Linked DNA regions of Homo sapiens: region 2 is linked to region 1. A link is an interaction called in ENCODE POLR2A ChIA-PET data of the cell type or tissue named here. Cell type or tissue: Panc1. All regions are shown on one strand. Links, peaks and the distances in the headings refer to the core of each region. The heading gives the core; the rest is flanking DNA. Region 1 overlaps ARID1A (AT-rich interaction domain 1A). Region 2 has its middle 7.4 kb from the start of RPS6KA1.

What was found. ChIA-PET counts read pairs that join two places held together with the same protein. Peaks named below come from ENCODE experiments on the same cell type or tissue, not always from the same donor. Only the 100,000 strongest peaks of a DNase experiment are listed, where the experiment ranks them.
Region 2: POLR2A ChIA-PET joins it to region 1 with 5 read pairs; 7 of 35 experiments call an interaction of 5 or more read pairs at or near these places.

What each region holds. Positions count from the first base shown.
Region 1 is chr1:26,718,473-26,726,801 of GRCh38, reverse strand. The region is part of intron 1 of ARID1A (AT-rich interaction domain 1A); the gene reads right to left. Among named protein-coding and RNA genes, the nearest start is that of ARID1A, 27 kb to the right of the region's middle. RefSeq lists enhancers at 833-1,412, 1,413-1,992, 1,993-2,572, 2,388-3,673, 2,461-3,702 and 2 more. In Panc1, for the core only: no CTCF peak of the experiment used is centred there; no DNase peak of the experiment used is centred there; H3K4me3 peaks cover 423 bases; H3K27ac peaks cover 1,127 bases.
Region 2 is chr1:26,518,221-26,526,549 of GRCh38, reverse strand. It overlaps the pseudogene DPPA2P2. Among named protein-coding and RNA genes, the nearest start is that of RPS6KA1, 7.4 kb to the left of the region's middle. In Panc1, for the core only: no CTCF peak of the experiment used is centred there; no DNase peak of the experiment used is centred there.

The DNA of each region.
Region 1 (8,329 bases), core at 112-8,111:
ACTGATTGCATTTCTCAAGACTAACTTCTGGGAAGCCAGAGATCAGGTGTTTTATCTTCAAAGCTCTCCCAAATACCAAAGTACAGAGCTTGGGCTCAGTGACTGTTCAATGTGCAATGCTGTCCTATTCCAAAAAAGGGTAGGAGACACTATGGGGACAAAGCCCAAATCAAACTATCTAGCCATAAAGCCAGGGTCATAGCCTAAATCTAACCCTAACACAGGGGTTATGACTTTGAAGGTAGAAAAAAAGTTGGACTGAAGTGAAAGATGAGAAAGAAGGATGAGAATATTCAAGGGAGAACAAGCACACTTTAAGAATAACCTGGCTGGGCGCAGTGTCTCACGCCTGTAATCCCAGCACTTTGGGAGGCCAAGGCAGGTGGATCACTTGAGGCCAGGAGTTGGGAGACAAGCCTGCCTAACATAGCAAAACCTCATCTCTACTAAAAACACAAAAATTAGCTGGGTGTGGCGGCACATGCCTATAAGTCCCAGCTACTCGGGAGGCTGAGGTATGAGAATCACTTGAACCTGGGAGGCGAAGACTGAAGCGAGCCGAGATCGAGCCACTGCACTCCATCCTGGGCAGCAGAGCAAGAGTCTGTCTCAAAAAAAAAAAAAAAACAAAAAAAAACAAACCCAAGGCTGGGCGCAGTGACTCATGCCTGTAAATCCCAACATTTTGGAAGACTGAGGCAGGTGAATCACTTGAGGTCAGGAGTTCCAGACCAGCCTGGCCAATATGGTGAAACCCCGTCTCTACTAAAATACAAAAATTAGCCGGACGTGGTGGCGCACGCCTGTTAATCCCAGCTACTCAGCAGGCTGAGGCAGGTGAACCACTTAAACCCAGAAGGCAGAAGCTGCAGCGAGCGGAGATTGTGCCACCGCACTCCAGCCTGGGCAACAGAGTGGGACTCTGTCTCAAAAAAAAAAAAAAAAAAAAGGTTTATACCAGAGAGAATTTCAGAACTGCAGGGGCATCCTCATATACACTGCTTAAAAACAAAAGGCTAAGGACAAGTCACCTTTTCCTCTCTCACACGGAGGCCTGCGCTCCCAATTGAGTACAGCTACTTACATGGGGGCTATAAAGGGTTCAAGGAATGTCCCACCTCAACTTTAGGAAATCTTTGTAGACCAAAAATAAATGTACATCAAAGAAATTTTTATTCTAAAAATAAAATTAATATGCTTTCTTTTTCTGGTCGTCAGATTTTTGACTCCCTCCCATCACAAAAGGCTTATGATCAACAGAATATGCAGCTTATTTGGCAAACTAAATATATATTCAGTTCAAACAATCAGATTATTCTGATCTCATGTAAAAGTTAGACATCTGCTCAAATCAGAAGGGGAGGTGAGCAGGGACATAACTCACACTTATGACATTTAAAACCATCGTGAAATATTTGTGATTTGCAGTTACAGATGAAATGCCATCTCCCAATCTCTCGTAACAGAGAAGGGGCCTTAAATATTCACTAATCAGTTTTATTGGAAAGTAGCAATTTCAGACCAGAAAAATCCCTACATGCAAGATACAAAAGCCAGTATCAGCAGTCTGCAGGCACAAGGCAGGGGATGGAAACTCCAAACCCTAGCTGCAAAAAGCCAGAGATTCCACTCTGGGAAAGACAGAGGAAATCCTTTCAATGGGAAACCACAGGAGTAGATTACTGTGATTACACTTCAAAAGCAAAGGCTCTGCCACAGAGACACATAATTGAGAGGAAAATGCTGCCCCTTGATCAGCAAAGTCGGGCCCCCTGCTATATACTCTCCTGCATTCATAAAAAATAAAAATAAAAAAGGGGGAAAGAGCCATAAGAAAACTCCTCATCTCCATCTACCACTTACCACCTCCTTCCAGATCACTGGCCATGTTATAAACTGCCTGCCAAATGAAATGTATCAAAAGATGCAGTTTAGGGGCATCAAAGGCAAGGATGCCTAGCAGCTTGTCCTTCCGAATATATTCAGAACAAACAGCTAGCAGACAGACCCCTTGCATAGGGAGTTCCCCTGCTCCAAGCCAATAGAATTACAAGACCCTCCAGACTAGCTGGCTACTGGAACCTCTTACAACTTCTTATTGCATCAAGGAAAACCAAAATGACCCCCAAAAACGGCTGAAATAACAGACTAGACTTTTAAGGTAGACCTGGGCTGAATGTCTTATAACCCAAAGTAACCACTTTGTGAAACTCACAGATTAAAATAGCTGCAAATTCTCCATCTGACCATGACCGAGGAGAGAGCAGAGAAGACAGAGCCAAGAACTCAAAACTTCTAAGCAGAGATATACCATTCACAAAAATGTACCACCCGTGGCAGTGGCACCAGGAAAGAGAAACTTCATAATTTTATTTAAATAAAAGTCCAACTGAGGAAAGCTCCAGTTCCAATCCAAGGAAATAGAAAGAAGTGACCAGGCGGCAACCCTAAGGAGCTAAATTTAGTACTCAACAGTGCCAAGGGCCAGCAAGAATAAGAACAGAGAGGGTTGGGCCAGGAGCTGCCAAAAAGGTGTCCATCAGAGAGGAGAAGTCTTGACCACTACTCATTTTATCATCCTAAATGCTAACTAGTTGGGGCTAGTGTAAACCTAGAGCTATAACCTTGGCTTTTGGACATTTAAGTATTATTACTCCTTGTGCTTTCAATTTATTCCTGGCTAGATTTGTTATATGACTTTTAATAATAATAATTAAAAAAATGCATCCCTGGCTCTTTAACCAAAAGAACCCCCCTAATTGATTCCCACAGTAATTAACCTGCATTTTACCTCAGAGAGCGGTAGTTAAGGAAGTCGGCACTGCTATTTATAACTCATCTCAAATTGAGGGCAGACTGCCTAAAATCTAACACATCCCAGCTGTACTCCTGTTTGAACTGGGGCCAAGGGAATTTTTTAAAGCAATCTTGGCACCGAATGAATGACACCAACAGTATGAGAGCGCGAGTGGTTGTGTTGTGGTGACGTAGCATTGGAGGTGGAATGGAGAGGGGGGCCAGTGTACTGTGATCCCTCTGGTGCATGCCTGCTGCTTGCTGAGTCCCAGTACAGTAAGCTGGGAACCGCCCACTGAGAGCCAAACACAGGAAAAGGCTTTTCCTGTGGAACGCCTTGAAGTGAGAAACACATGGCTAATCTGCATAAACTCGAAGCCACACCGCCCCTGCCAGGAAGGTTAGTGCTCGTAATCTCTGGCCATGAAGCTGGCTGCCTGGGAGGACTTGGACTGGCGCCTGATAACCCAGAAAGAGCCGAGAGAACAGATGGGTAAGGACCCCAGCAGAAAACAGCCCCAGGTCACATGACTCGCCACATGGCCCCGCCAGCACAAACTATTGTCTGGCTTCAGAGCTCCCTATACAAAGGCACCCCGTCCTCCGCTTCCTGTGATTCCAGGGACAGGCGACAGCTGTTGATCCAGTTCCAGTATGGGACCCTCCCCTGTGATAGGGCATTCCAGGCAGGGGCAAGTGTAAAAATTAAGGCCTCTCCCAACCAACAGCTTTCAGCTTCCTGCCAGCTGCACGTGGCTCACTTAGATCTCAGGAGTAATATCTTAGGACAGACTAGGCTTCCACCAAAAAAATCACCCTATGTACCCTGGTACATAAAATGACCAGCATAAATCATTCTCATTGTCCCTTCTCTCCCCAGCCAGACAACTGTATCTAACGCCCCTTATCCTGTCTTTTCTATATCCCCTAGTATTTCAGACCTTCTTTGAAGACTAGTCAAGAACCCCTAGCCCCCAATTGAGGAGAAATTGTCCAGAAACATGTTTGTCTTAGTTTTACTCCTAGACCCCGCCTCCTAAAATAAGGAGACTACCTTCATCTTGTTTTAAATAGTGGGGAAACATGACTTTTTATATGACCTAGGACAATAAGAGATTTCTAACCTCCTATTTGGCCTCAACAGAGACAACACTAAAGATTTCCTGAAGCCAAGCTGATGACAGGAAAATAAAAAAATCTCATTAGATTATACCAACACCTGTCACAGGGAATCAAACCCACTCAGCCTATGATTCTCTTCATTCATAACCTAGGAACCATAACTCAGTTTTCTACTTCACAATTCCTTCATTCTAGTTCATTCAAGTTCTAAACAAACTGACCATCTGCCTTTGGTGAGAGAGGAATCAACAACTAGTTTGCAACTACCACTCCCCAAAAAAGTTTTGTTTTTTAAAAATTCTTTCAAACTTCCATAAATTTCCAAGTGGAATAAAAATTGGCCAGACGCAGTGACTCACGCATGTAATCCCAACACGTTGGGTGGCCAAGGCGGCAGATCGCCTGAGGTCAGGAGCTTGAGACCAGGCTGGCCAACATGGTGAAACCCCGTCTCTACTAAAAATACCAAAATTAGCCTGGCATGGTGGCACGTGCCTGTAATCCCAGCTACTCGGGAGGCTGAGGCAGGAGAATCGCTTGAACCTGGGAGGCAGAGGTTGTAGTGAGCAGAGATCACACCACTGCACTCCAGCCTGGGTGACAGAGCAAGGCTCTATCTTGAAAACAAACAAAAAAAACCACCACAAAAATCAGTGAAAAGTTCTATCTACCCCATTCTGCTTACAGAAACCATTCTAGAAGATCAGACACATTCCCCTTTGCAGACTTAGCCCATTCCAATGATATCCCCTGAAGCACTAGCCTGATCAAACCTCCAGGAAGGCGCTTGCAACCAGATGTCAAACCAAGAACATCTAGAAAGTGATGTAAAACAAGACAAAGGCCTCATTCTCTTCTGGGCTTAGAGATATATAGACTACCATATCTCTATCCTTCCAGACCAGAAGATAAGAGAAAACTCACTAAGGTTAGAAGAAGGAGACCAAAAGGGGAAGAGTCATTGAATCATGTAGCAAAACTCAATCAGATTATGAGAAACAACCATAATAACCACCTCACAGCTGTCTACCAAAAAGAGGCATGCCAGAAAAACCACAACCAAGTGACTGATGCTTCTTCACTTCTTTGGCACCAGAAAGGGCCCTTCAAATAAAGCAGCTACAGCATCAAACTAATGAATCCCAACAAATGATAAGTCCTTCTCTCTTCATCCAGGGCACTTTCATTAGCCACATTTTCCATAACAGGTGGCTATCATCATTTCCAGAGAAAATGCTCTTCCTAAAATGATGAAGATCACTTTTTCCTAAGACTAAACTTAACCAATTTCTCCCTATTTCAAACAAATTACAAAAGCCACTAAGGAAACCAAGTAACTTCTCTGGAAAAAATCCTTTCAGGTACTGCTTAAAACCAAGGGTTGCCAGGCGCGGTGGCTCACGCCTGTAATCCCAGCACTTTGGGAGGCCGAGGAGGGCGGATCATGAGTTCGAGACCAGCCTGGCCAATATGGTGAAACCTGGTCTCTACTGAAAATACAAATATTAGCCGGGTGTGATGGCACGCGCCTGTAGTCCCAGCTACTTGGGAGGCTGAGGCAGGAGAATCACTTGAACCTGGGAGGTGGAGGTCACAGTGAGCCGAGATCGCACCACTGCACTCCAGCCTGGGTGACAGAGTGAGACTCGGTCTCAAAACAAAAACAAAAACAAAAACAAACCAGGGTGACCAAAACAATAGTAAGACCCCAAGAAAACTATGAAACAAGAACCAAAATGTCATCTCATAAAATTAAACGTCCCCTTCTTTACAACTTTTTATCTCAAAAGGCAGCAGTACAACCAGGTGCAAAGAGCAGTAAACTGAGAGGCAGTAAGTACATCTGGGGTCCAATCCCAGTTCTCAGACCAACTTCCTGAGGGAGTGGTCAAGACAATCAACCAGGTTGAACCTCAACCTCCTCAGCTACTCAATCCAATTCTACCCTCCAGATTCTTAATTAGCAGGTCTGGGATGGGGGCCGGGCCAGGAATCTTTTTTTTTTTTTCTTTTGAGACAGGGTGTCTCAATCTGTCACCCCGGCTGGAGTGCAGTGGTGCAATCATGGCCCACTGCAGCCTCAACCTCCTATCCTGGGCTCAGGTGATCCTCCCACCTCAGCCTCCTGAGTAGCTGGGACTATAAGCACATGCCATCATAGCCAGTTTTTGTAGAGATGGGGTTTCACCATGTTCCCAGGCTGTTCTTCAACTCCTAAGCTCAAGTGATCTGCCAGCTTCAGCCTCCCAAAGTGCTGGGATTATAGGCATGAGCCACTGCGCCCAGCCAGGAATCTGTATTTTTAATCTTAAGAGAGTCTCGTATCCAGTCTGGGAGCATTTGGGCTACATGCCCAAAGGTTAACTGACAATCAAATAAATTAAGGTTGTACCTTTTTTTTTTTTTTGAGATGGAGTCTTGTTTGCTCTGTCGCCCATGCTGGAGTGCAATGACGCCATCTCAGCTCACTGCAACCTCCACCTCCCGGTTTCATGTGATTCTCCTGCCACAGTCACCCTAGCAGTTGGGATTACAGACCTGTGCCACCAGGGCCTGCTAATTTTTTTATTTTTGGTAAAGACAGGATTTCATCATGTTGGCCAATCTGGAAGGTTGTACCTTTTTTTTTTTTTTCGAGACAGAGCCTCGCTCTGTCACCAGGCTGGAGTGCAGTGCGTGACCTCGGCTGACTCCAACTTATGCCTCTCGGGTTCAAGCAATTCTCCTACCTCAACCTCCTGAGTAGCTGAGATTACAGGTGCATGCCACCATGCCCGGCTAATTTTTGTATTTTTAGTAGCAACGGGGTTTCACCATGTTGGTCAGGCTGGTCTCAAACACCTGACCTCGTGATCCACCTGCCTCAGCCTCCCAAAGTGCTGGGATTACAGGTGTGAGCCACCACGCCCAGCCCAGTTGTACCTTTTTTTTTTTTTTTTTTTGAGACGGACTTTCACTTTTGTTGCCCAGGCTAGAGTGTAATGGCGCGATCTCGGCTCATTGCAACTTCTGCCTCCCGGGTTCAAGCAATTCTCCTGTCTCAGCCTCCCGAGTAGCTGGGATTACAGGCGCATGTCACCATGCCCGGCTAATTTTTGTATTTTTAGTAGAGACGGGTTTTCATCACATTGGTCAGGCTGGTCTCCAACTCCTGACCTCAGGTGATCTGCCCGCCTCAGCCTCCCAAAGTGCTGGGATTACAGGCGTGAGCCACTGTGCCCGGCCTCAGTTGTACCTTTTTAAAAAGAAAAAAAAAAAAAGTATAGAGTTTCACACCACTTTAAGCAAGTCACTTCATCCCTTGGCACCAGAATCATCTTTAAACAGGGATTAAAAACTGTTTAACAAAAATATGAGACAGTTCAAACGATAAGTATGTGAAATGCCTGTTATAGTGCAAATCCATCTCCAGCACAGAGTGTCTCTAGAATTCAGATGTACATTCGTTTTCCTTAGCCAAACAATGGTCTGAAGAGGGCAGTGCCTGGCCAGTAAAGAAAAGCTAGAAATGCACCTCAGATTCCCAAATGAGCAGCACTTTCAGCCAAAATCAAGCTTCCCCAAATTCCTATACTCAGTCTCAGATTTTTCTGGTTCACCTGGGCAAGTATCGTAACATACTAATGCTTTACTTATTTATCTTGTTTGCTATCTGTATCCTTGACTAGAATATAAATTTCAGGTAGGCAGAGATAAGAGATATGTATACAAAACAAACAAATGCTCCCCTATGCCCAAAAGCAGGAAAGGAAAGGGGAATGTAGAAGAGAAAGTGAAACTCTAGTGGCCTGGCAATTCCTGTCCCTATTAATGCTGAACTGAAATGCTTTGGATCTACAGGAGTACCCCCCATTATCCTTGATTTTGCTTTCCAAGGTTTCAGTTACCCACGGTCAACCACAATCTGAAAACATTACATACAATAAGATATTTTGAAAGAGAGAGACCACAATCACATAACTGTTGTATTTTATCATTAGTTATTGTTAATCTCTTACTATGCCTAATAAATTAAACTTTATCATAGGTATGCATGTATAGGAAAAACAAAGTACAGTCAAACCTTTGTATCCATGGGTTCTGCATCCACAGATTCAGCCAGCCTCAGATCAAAAATGTAGTTAGTAGGCCTACGATGGTTGTGCCTGTACTGAATGTGTACACTTTTTTTCTTGTCATTATTCCCTAAACAATATAGCATAACAACTACTTACATAATATCTACGTTGTATGAGGTATTATAAGTAATCTAGAGATGATTTAACGTATACAGGAGAATGTACGTATTAATGGTTTATATGCAAATACCATGCAATTTTATATATTCCACAAATTTCAGTATCCTCAGGGAGTCCTGGAACCAACCCCCTACGGATACCGAGGGGCATTTGTACATATAGGGTCTGGTACT
Region 2 (8,329 bases), core at 158-8,157, 200 kb after region 1:
TATTATTATTTGTAAAGATGGGGTCTCGCTATGTTGCCCAGGCTGGAGTGCAGTGGCTATTCATAGACGCAACCATAGCACACTACAGCCTTGAACTCCTGCCCTCAAGCAATCCTCTTGCCTCAGCACACCAGGGGATGTGGCTCAGGCTTTCTACTAGATGCTGAGAATATAGCAATGAATAAATTAAAGTCCTTAGCTGGGTACCTGTAATCCTAGCTACTCAGGAGGCTGAGGTAGAATGATCCATTGAGCTCAGGAATTTGAGACTCTAGTGAGCTATGATCACACTATTGCATTCCAGCTTGGGCGACAGAGTGAGACCCCATTGCTAAAAAATAAATAATAAAATACATAATAAATAAAGTATTTGCCTTTACGGAGTTTACATTCATTGTGGTGTAACTAAATAAATAATGACAGCTAACACTAACATAGCACTTACTATGGACCAGGCACTGTTCTATGCATTTTTTACCTGCATAAACTAAGGTAGTCCTTGTAATCTTATGTGTTATGTGCTATTATTCTCTCCAGTGTACAGATGGGGAAACTGAGGGCAGAGAAAGTAAGCATCCCATTACTTGGGTCCCTCCAAGGCCACAGGACTGCAGCCAGGCGCGGTGGCTCACGCCTGTAATCCCAGCACTTTGGGAGGCCAAGGCGGGTGGATCACCTGAGGTCAGGAGTTCAAGACCAGCCTGGCCAACATGGTGAAATCCCGTCTCCCCTAAAAATACAAAAAAAAGAAAAAAAAAGAAAAAAAAAGTAGCTGGGCGTGGTGGCGGGTGTCTGTAATCTCAGCAACTCGGGAGGCTGATGCAGGAGAATCACTTGAACCTGGGAGGTGGAGGTTTTAGTGAGCTGAGACTGTGCCATTGCACTCCAGCCTGGGCAACAAGAGGGAAACTCCAACTCAAAAAAAAAAAAAAAGCCACAGGACTGAAAAATGGCAGAGCTGAGAGACAACCTGACAGTCTGGCTCCAGAGTGTGTTATTAATTTATTTTTTAGACAGAGTTTCACTCTTGTTGCCCAGGCTGGAGTGCAATGGTACCATCTCAGCCCACTGGAACCTCTACCTCCCAGGTTCAAGCCATTCTCCTTCTGCCTCAGCCTCTCGAGTAGCTGAGATTACAGGTGCCCACCACCATGTCCAGCTAATTTTTTGTATTTTCAGTAGAGACGGGGTTTCACCATGTTGACCAGGCTGGTCTTGAACTTCTGACCTCAGGTGATCTGCCACCATCGACCTCCCAAAGTGCTAGGATTACAGGTGTGAGCCACTGCGCCCAGCGCAGAGTGTGTTCTTTTGTTCACATAGTCTCCACCTCCCTGATGAGAAAAGGTGAGGACAAAACAGACGGCAGCCTGGACCAGAGTTGGCAGCCATTATTCACATCAGTGTGGGGATCGTCCAGTTCAGTTACCTGGAAGCAGGTTGTGATGCCCCAGCTCTTGCTGCTCCCAGTTTGAGCTGTTATACTTGAACATATTTTGACTAAAAGTGTATGTGTTGTTTATCTGAAATTCAAATTGGGTATCATGTATTTTGGTTTGCTAGATCTAGTAATTGTACTCAGGAATTGGAACAGATCGCACGTAGCTGCCAGATACCTGGCTTGGAGTCAGCCACATTTAAGTTAGGAAGAGAGACACTGAGACCCACAGGATGAGGGTCAGGGGATGGGCCAGAGAGGTGGGGTGGATGGCAGGAGTAGAGGAGGTGAGGGAAAGCAGGAGTGGTTCTACCTTCAGCTTTCTCCCTTCCTGGGTCCCTGACCCTCTTTCTTCTCCCTCTCAAAGTAATCTCCCTATCAAGAGCATCCTCTCACTTAAGGACTGATTGATTGGTTGTGCTTTCAACCTTTTATGAATAAGCTTCACTTCCTGTGTCCCCTCTCCCATGAGTGGGTCATGCTGGTAAGAGGGGAGCCCAGAGGACATCTGGGCTCTACCTGGAGAGCTTCTCTAGGGGTCAGCTTGCCCATCTCTGGAGTAGGCATAGCAGTCACTCATCAGAGAGCTGTGCAGAACAAACTGTAGCCCACAGGTACAGATGCTGCTAAAGTTTCAGTGCACAAAAGTGTGCTCCACCTCTCTCGTGGCTCCAGCCACACTGGCTTTCCTTCAGTTCTGCCGCAGGGCTTTCGCACATGCCACTCCTTGTACTTGAAACAGTCTTCTTTGTTCTTCAAGCCAGCTCAGCTCTACATCACTTCCTCCAGGACATTTTCCCTCACCTCCGTAGTACTCATACCCATAGCAATCAATACTTGACAGTGCTTCTCAAAGTTGTACTTTTTTACATTTGTTTATGTGACTATTTGATTAACATCTGGCTTTTTTTTTTTTTTGAGACAGAGTTTCACCCTCGTTGCCCAGACTGGAGTGCAATGGCACAATCTTGGCTCACTGCAACCTCTGCCTCCTGGGTTCAAGCGATTCTCCTGCCTCAGCCTCCCGAGTAGCTGGGATTACAGGCGCCCACCACACACCAGCTAATTTTTTGTATTTTTAGTAGAGACTGGGTCTCTCCATGTTGGTCAGGCTGGTCTCGAACTCCTGACCTCAGGTGATTTGCCCACCGCAGCCTCCCAAAGTGCTGGGATTACAGACGTGAGCCACTGCCCCCGGCCTACATCTGGCTTTTAAATTAGACTGTAAACTGTGAGAGGGCAGCTGTTGGGTCTTGTTGGCTCTTCATTGTCTTCCTGACACCTGACACACTGCCTGGCACACAGGTACTCAAAAAGACTAAATGAATGATATGTCCAACATCACCCAGCTATGCAATGGTAAATTTGCAACTCAGACCCAGGCAATCTAATCTCATGCTCTGAAATGCTACACTCTGAGTGATGGATAAATTCTAGCTTTTTTTTTTTTTTTTTTTGAGACAGGATCTTGTTTTGTTGCCCAAGCTAGAGTCCAGTGGTGCAATCATGGCTCACTGCAGCCTCAACATCCTGGGCTCCAGCAATTCTCCCACCTCAGCCTCCCAAGTAGCTGGGACTATAGGCATGCACCACTACTCAGCTATTTTTTTTTTTTTTTATTTTTAAAAGATTTTTGTAGAGACGGGGTTTCGCCTGGCCTTGAGATGTTTGTTAAATGAGTGACTTGTGAGTGTGAAAGGGCTTTGCTAGACACAAGTGAGGCTACCACTCTGCGCCCTGTCAAAGAGGCAGTTCTGGCAAGGAGCAGGGGGCTGAACTGACAGGGGCTGAGGGCCGGGTTTTGGGTCCCTCTTCTGAAGCCTGGGAGGTTTTTCTTTTTCTTTTTTTTTTCTTTGTTTGAGACGGAGTCTCTCCCTGTCACCAGGCTGGAGGGCAGTGGCGCGATCTTGGCTCACTGCAACCTCCGCCTCCCAGGTTCAAGCTATTCTCCTGCCTCAGCCTCCCAAGTAGCTGGGAATACAGGCACCTGCCACCACACCCGGCTAATTTTTTGTATTTTTAGTAGAGACAGGGTTTCACCATGTTAGCCAGGATGGTCTCGATCTCCTGACCTCGTGATCTGCCCGCTTCAGCCTCCCAAAGTGCTGGGATTACAGGTGTGAGCCACCGCGCCCGGCCGAGGTTTTTCTATGATGTTCAAGAGCAGAGGTTCTGGAAAGGACCTGTCCTGGGGAGAGGGTCTGTCATCATTATTCTTTCTTGGCCTCTCAGTAAAGGGTATTCCTGGCTAATGTGTCTTTAACAGGTGGAACAGGATGAGGAGAATAATCACAATGATAGTTACCTTTAATGAGCGATTACAAAGTGCCAGAACAGAGCTGAAACTTTAAATAATAATAATCACAAGTGGGGTGCGGTGGCTCATGCCTGTAATCTCAGCACTTTGGGAGGCTGAGCCAAGAGGATTGCCTGAGCCCAGGAGTTTGAGGCCAGCCTGGGCAACATAGCAAGATACCATTTCTACTAAAAATAAAAACATTAGCCAGGCATGGTGGCGCGCATTCATAGACCTAGCTACTTGGAGGCTGAGGCCAGAGCATAGCTTGAGCCCAGGAGTTTGAGGTTGCAGTGAGCTATGATTGAGCCATTGCCCTCCAGCCTGGGCAAAAGAGCAAGCTCCTGTCTCAAAAAAAATTAAAAAATAATAGTAACAAACTATGAGTGCTTATTGAGAGAGCCCTATGTAGCCTGCCTGGAGCTGAGTGTTTTACAAGTAAGAACTCATCAAATCACCCCAATGATACAATGCCATGAGACAAAAATTATTGTCCCATTTTCCAGATGAGAAAACTGAGGCTTAGAGAGGGACAGGATTGCCCATGGTCAGACAGCCAGTAAGTATTGCAGCTGGGCTGGGAACCCACTTCTCTCAGACCTGAAAGCCAGTGCTCTTGATCACTTCACTATGCTAAGTTCAGAAAGGGGTCCAGGAGAGCTCAGTGTGCACACAGTGGGTGACAGTGATGGAGCAGTGATGGAGTGATGGAGGGGGCAGAGTCTCTTGTCTGTCTCATCCCTCATCTGAGGAATGGGAATGGTGTCATCCTTCTGCTTGAAATCCTCCTGCGCCTCCCCCATCACACTTCAAACAAATCCAAAGTCTTGGCCAAGTCTGTGAACCCCCCAGGCCCCGGCCCACTCCGTCGGGCACTCTCTCCTACCACTCTGTCCCTCGTTCGCCGCTCTCCTGCCACCGGGTATCTTTGCGGATCACTGGACATGCCTGGTATGCTCCTGTCAGGCTCTGCTCCTGCTATGCCCTCCACCTGGAACATTCTTTCTCCATTTCTCAGGGTTCACTCTCTTACTTCATTCACACCTCTGCTCAAATGTCACCTCCCGGAGAGGACTTTCCTTTTCTTATCTTACCTAAAATAGTTCCCCTTGGCCGGGCGCGGTGGCTCACGCCTATAATCCCAGCACTTTGGGAGCCTGAGGCGGGCGGATCACTTGAGATCAGGAGTTTGAGACCAGCCTGGCCAACATGGTGAATCCCTGTCTCTACTAAAACTACAAAAATCAGCCAGGCATGGTGGCGCGCATGCCTGTTATCCCAGCTTCCTGGGAGGCAGAGGTAGGAGAATCACTTGAACCCAGGAGGCGGAGGTTGCAATGAGCCAAGATTGCGACATTGCACTCCAGCCTGGGTGACAGAGCGAGACTGTCTGAAGAAAAAGAAAAAAAAAGCTCTCCATCAGCTATATAACCTACGTTATCTTTTTATTTTTCATGGCATGCTCTTTACTAGCAATCCTGTTGTTTATTTACCTGTTTGTTTCTCCCACTAGAACAAAGCTCCATGAGGCAGGACTTGTCTGTTTACTGCTGTTTCTCTGGATACATTTGATATATTGTAGGCCCTCAAAATGTACTTGTGAATGGAGCCACACCAACCTGGGCTCTAATCCTGGTCTGGCTACCTCCTAGCTGTGTGACTTTGAGTATTTCGGTTAACCCCTCTGAGCCTCAGTTTGTGCCTTAGAAAACTAGAGGTGGCTATGAGTATTAAGTGAGATCAGGCAATAAAATACCTGTGTGGCACCTGGCACACGATAGGTGCTCCATAGAAATGGTAGGTGACAGCCGGGTGTGGTGGCTCACGCCTGTAATCCCAGCACTTTGGGAAGCCAAGGCAGACAGATCACGAGGTCAGGAGATCGAGACCATCCTGGCTAACACGGTGAAACCCTGTCTCTACTAAAAATACAAAAAATTAGCCGGGCGTGGTGGCGGGCTCCTGTAGTCCCAGCTACTCAGGAGGCTGAGGCAGGAGAATGGTGTGAACCCAGGAGGTGGAGCTTGCAGTCAGCCGAGATTGCACCACTGCACTCCAGCCTGGGCAACAGAGTGAGACTCTGTCTCAAAAAAAAAAAAAAAAAAAAAGAAGAAAATAAATGGTAGGTGACAATCACAGACTTCCTTCCTTCCCTCCAAATTCTTCCCCCTGCAAAGAAGGGAGAGAGCCAGAGATTGGGGCCTGGGGTTCACTGAGTGGGTTCTGCACTTGTGTGCAGCGAAGACATGAGGCCTCAGCCTGGAGGGACTCCCCTGACTGTGGTCAGGGGATGAATGAGAACGAAGCCAAAGAGGGAGTGGTCAAGCCTGGTGAAACCCGTCTCTACTAAAAATACAAAATTAGCCAGGTGTGGTGGTGCACGCCTGTAGTCCCAGAGACTGGGGTCTCACCATGTTTCCCAGGCTGATCTCGAACTCCTGGACTCAAGTGATCTGCCTGCCTGAGCCTCCCAGAGCGCTGGGATTACAGGCATGAGCCATCATGCCAGGCCTAATTTTAAAAAAAATGTATCACCGAATGGACAAGACAGGGGTGTTGCTGAAAATGTCAGACTCAAATTTGGATAGCAGCAAGAAGAATTTCTTTGAGGGGGAAGTAGCTGATGAGGAAAGTGTGATTTTGACATTGCTGCCAGTTAAAGATGACCCAAATATGGAACAAACAGAACCAAGTGTTTCTTCAACTTCTGATGTCAAACTGGAGAAACCTATGAAATACAATCAAGGTCATCTACTTCAAACAAATTAACAATTTACAGCTCCACAAAAAGCTAGATGCAAAATACCAGCTCTTCCCTTGCCGACCATTTTGCCTCCCATTAATAAGGTGTGTTGGGACACTTTGCGGGACTGGTGCCAACAACTCAGTTTGAGTACTAATGGCAAGAAAATCGAAGTTTATCTGAGGGTCCATAGGCCTGCTTACCCTGAACAACAGCAAGATATGCCTGAAATGTCACAAGAGACCAGATTACAGCGGTGTTCAAGGAAACACAAGGCAGTGACCAAGAGAGCAAGGCTTCAGAAAACTTATGAGATGAATGAGAGAGCAGAAGAGACGAATACAGTCGAAGTGATAACTTCAGCGCAGGGAGCCATGTTGGCATCAAGGGCAAGAATTGCTGCAAGAGCTGTTGAGCCTGAGGCTGTGAATTCAAGTTCCATTCCTGTTTCTCTTGAGGCCTTTTTGATGCAAGCCGCTGGTGTCAGGTGGTGTGTGGTCCATGGCAGACTTCTCTCGGCAGACACAAAGGGTTGAGTACGCCTGCAGTTTCATGCAGGTCAGGCTTGAGTGCCTACCACTCACAGGAGGATGATTTCTCTCTTCTTGTTACCTGCCTGCATTTTCCCATCCCCAGGCACAGAAGATAATATGTTATGCCCCAACTGTGCTAAGAAGAATAAGAAGATGATGAAAAGATTAATGACAATAGAGAAGTAGCAGCCATCTGTTTGAATGAAATGTACTAGAGAAGGAGGGATGTACTTTCGGACCATGTAAACCTATTATGAAGGAATAGAAGAGGAGACAATTTGAATGAATCTTTGTGATATACAAAACAAAAATCATAGTGACTAGGACTCCACAGTGAAGATGGTTGATAGTGACACAGCCCCATCTGAAAAGCCCCTTTCTGTAAGTCTGAAAACCCTTTAAAATAAAGTCACAGCAATCGGCAAAAAAAAAAAAAAAAAAAAAGAGAGAGGGAGTGGTCAGAGAGGAAGAGGAGGAACAGAAGCATGCAGGTGGGATGGTCCAGGACTGCAGAGGGTCAAGGAGAGCAAGGCAGAGAATTAGGCAGTGAGCTCCTCCACAGAGCGGTACCTCTGACCTGGAGCCTGGGGGTGAGGCCAACTTTGGTTGCTGACATTAGAGAGGACAGGAGGCGACAGCAGAGGTGACACAGTAGCAGGAAGAGTTGGGAAGGGAATTGGAGTTAAAAGGGGCAGAAGAGGGAGCAGCTGATCACCAACAAATAGTTACTGAGCACCAGCTACATGCCAGGCACTGTTCTAGGCACTAGGAATACAGCAGAGGAGAAGACAGTCTCTGCCCTCTAGGATAGAGGCGCACAAACTGGCCCACATGATAAATCTGGCCTACTGTGTTTGTATGCTTGCAAGCTAAGAATGGGTTTTAGATTTTTAAATCATTTTAAAAGTCAAAAGAAGAATATTTCATGACATGTGAAAGTTATATGAAATTCATATTGTAGCATCCATAAATAAAGTTTTATTGGAACACAGCCACGCTCCGTTTACGTATCGTCTATGGCTGCTTTCTCACCACAACAGCAGAGTTGAGTAGTTGCAACAGAGACCATATGGCCTGAAAAGCCTAAAATATTTACTAGCTGGCTCTTTCGAAAAAAGTTTGTTCAGGGGGTGAGGGGTTAGGAGAGGGACAGCATTAGGAGAAATACCTAATGTAGATGACAGGTTGATGGGCGCAGCAAACCACCATGGCATGTGTATACCTATGTAACAAAACTGCATGTTCTGCACATGTAGCACAGAATTTAAAGTATAATTTTAAAAAAAATTAAAAAAAAAAAGAGGCACCAGAGCGGTGGC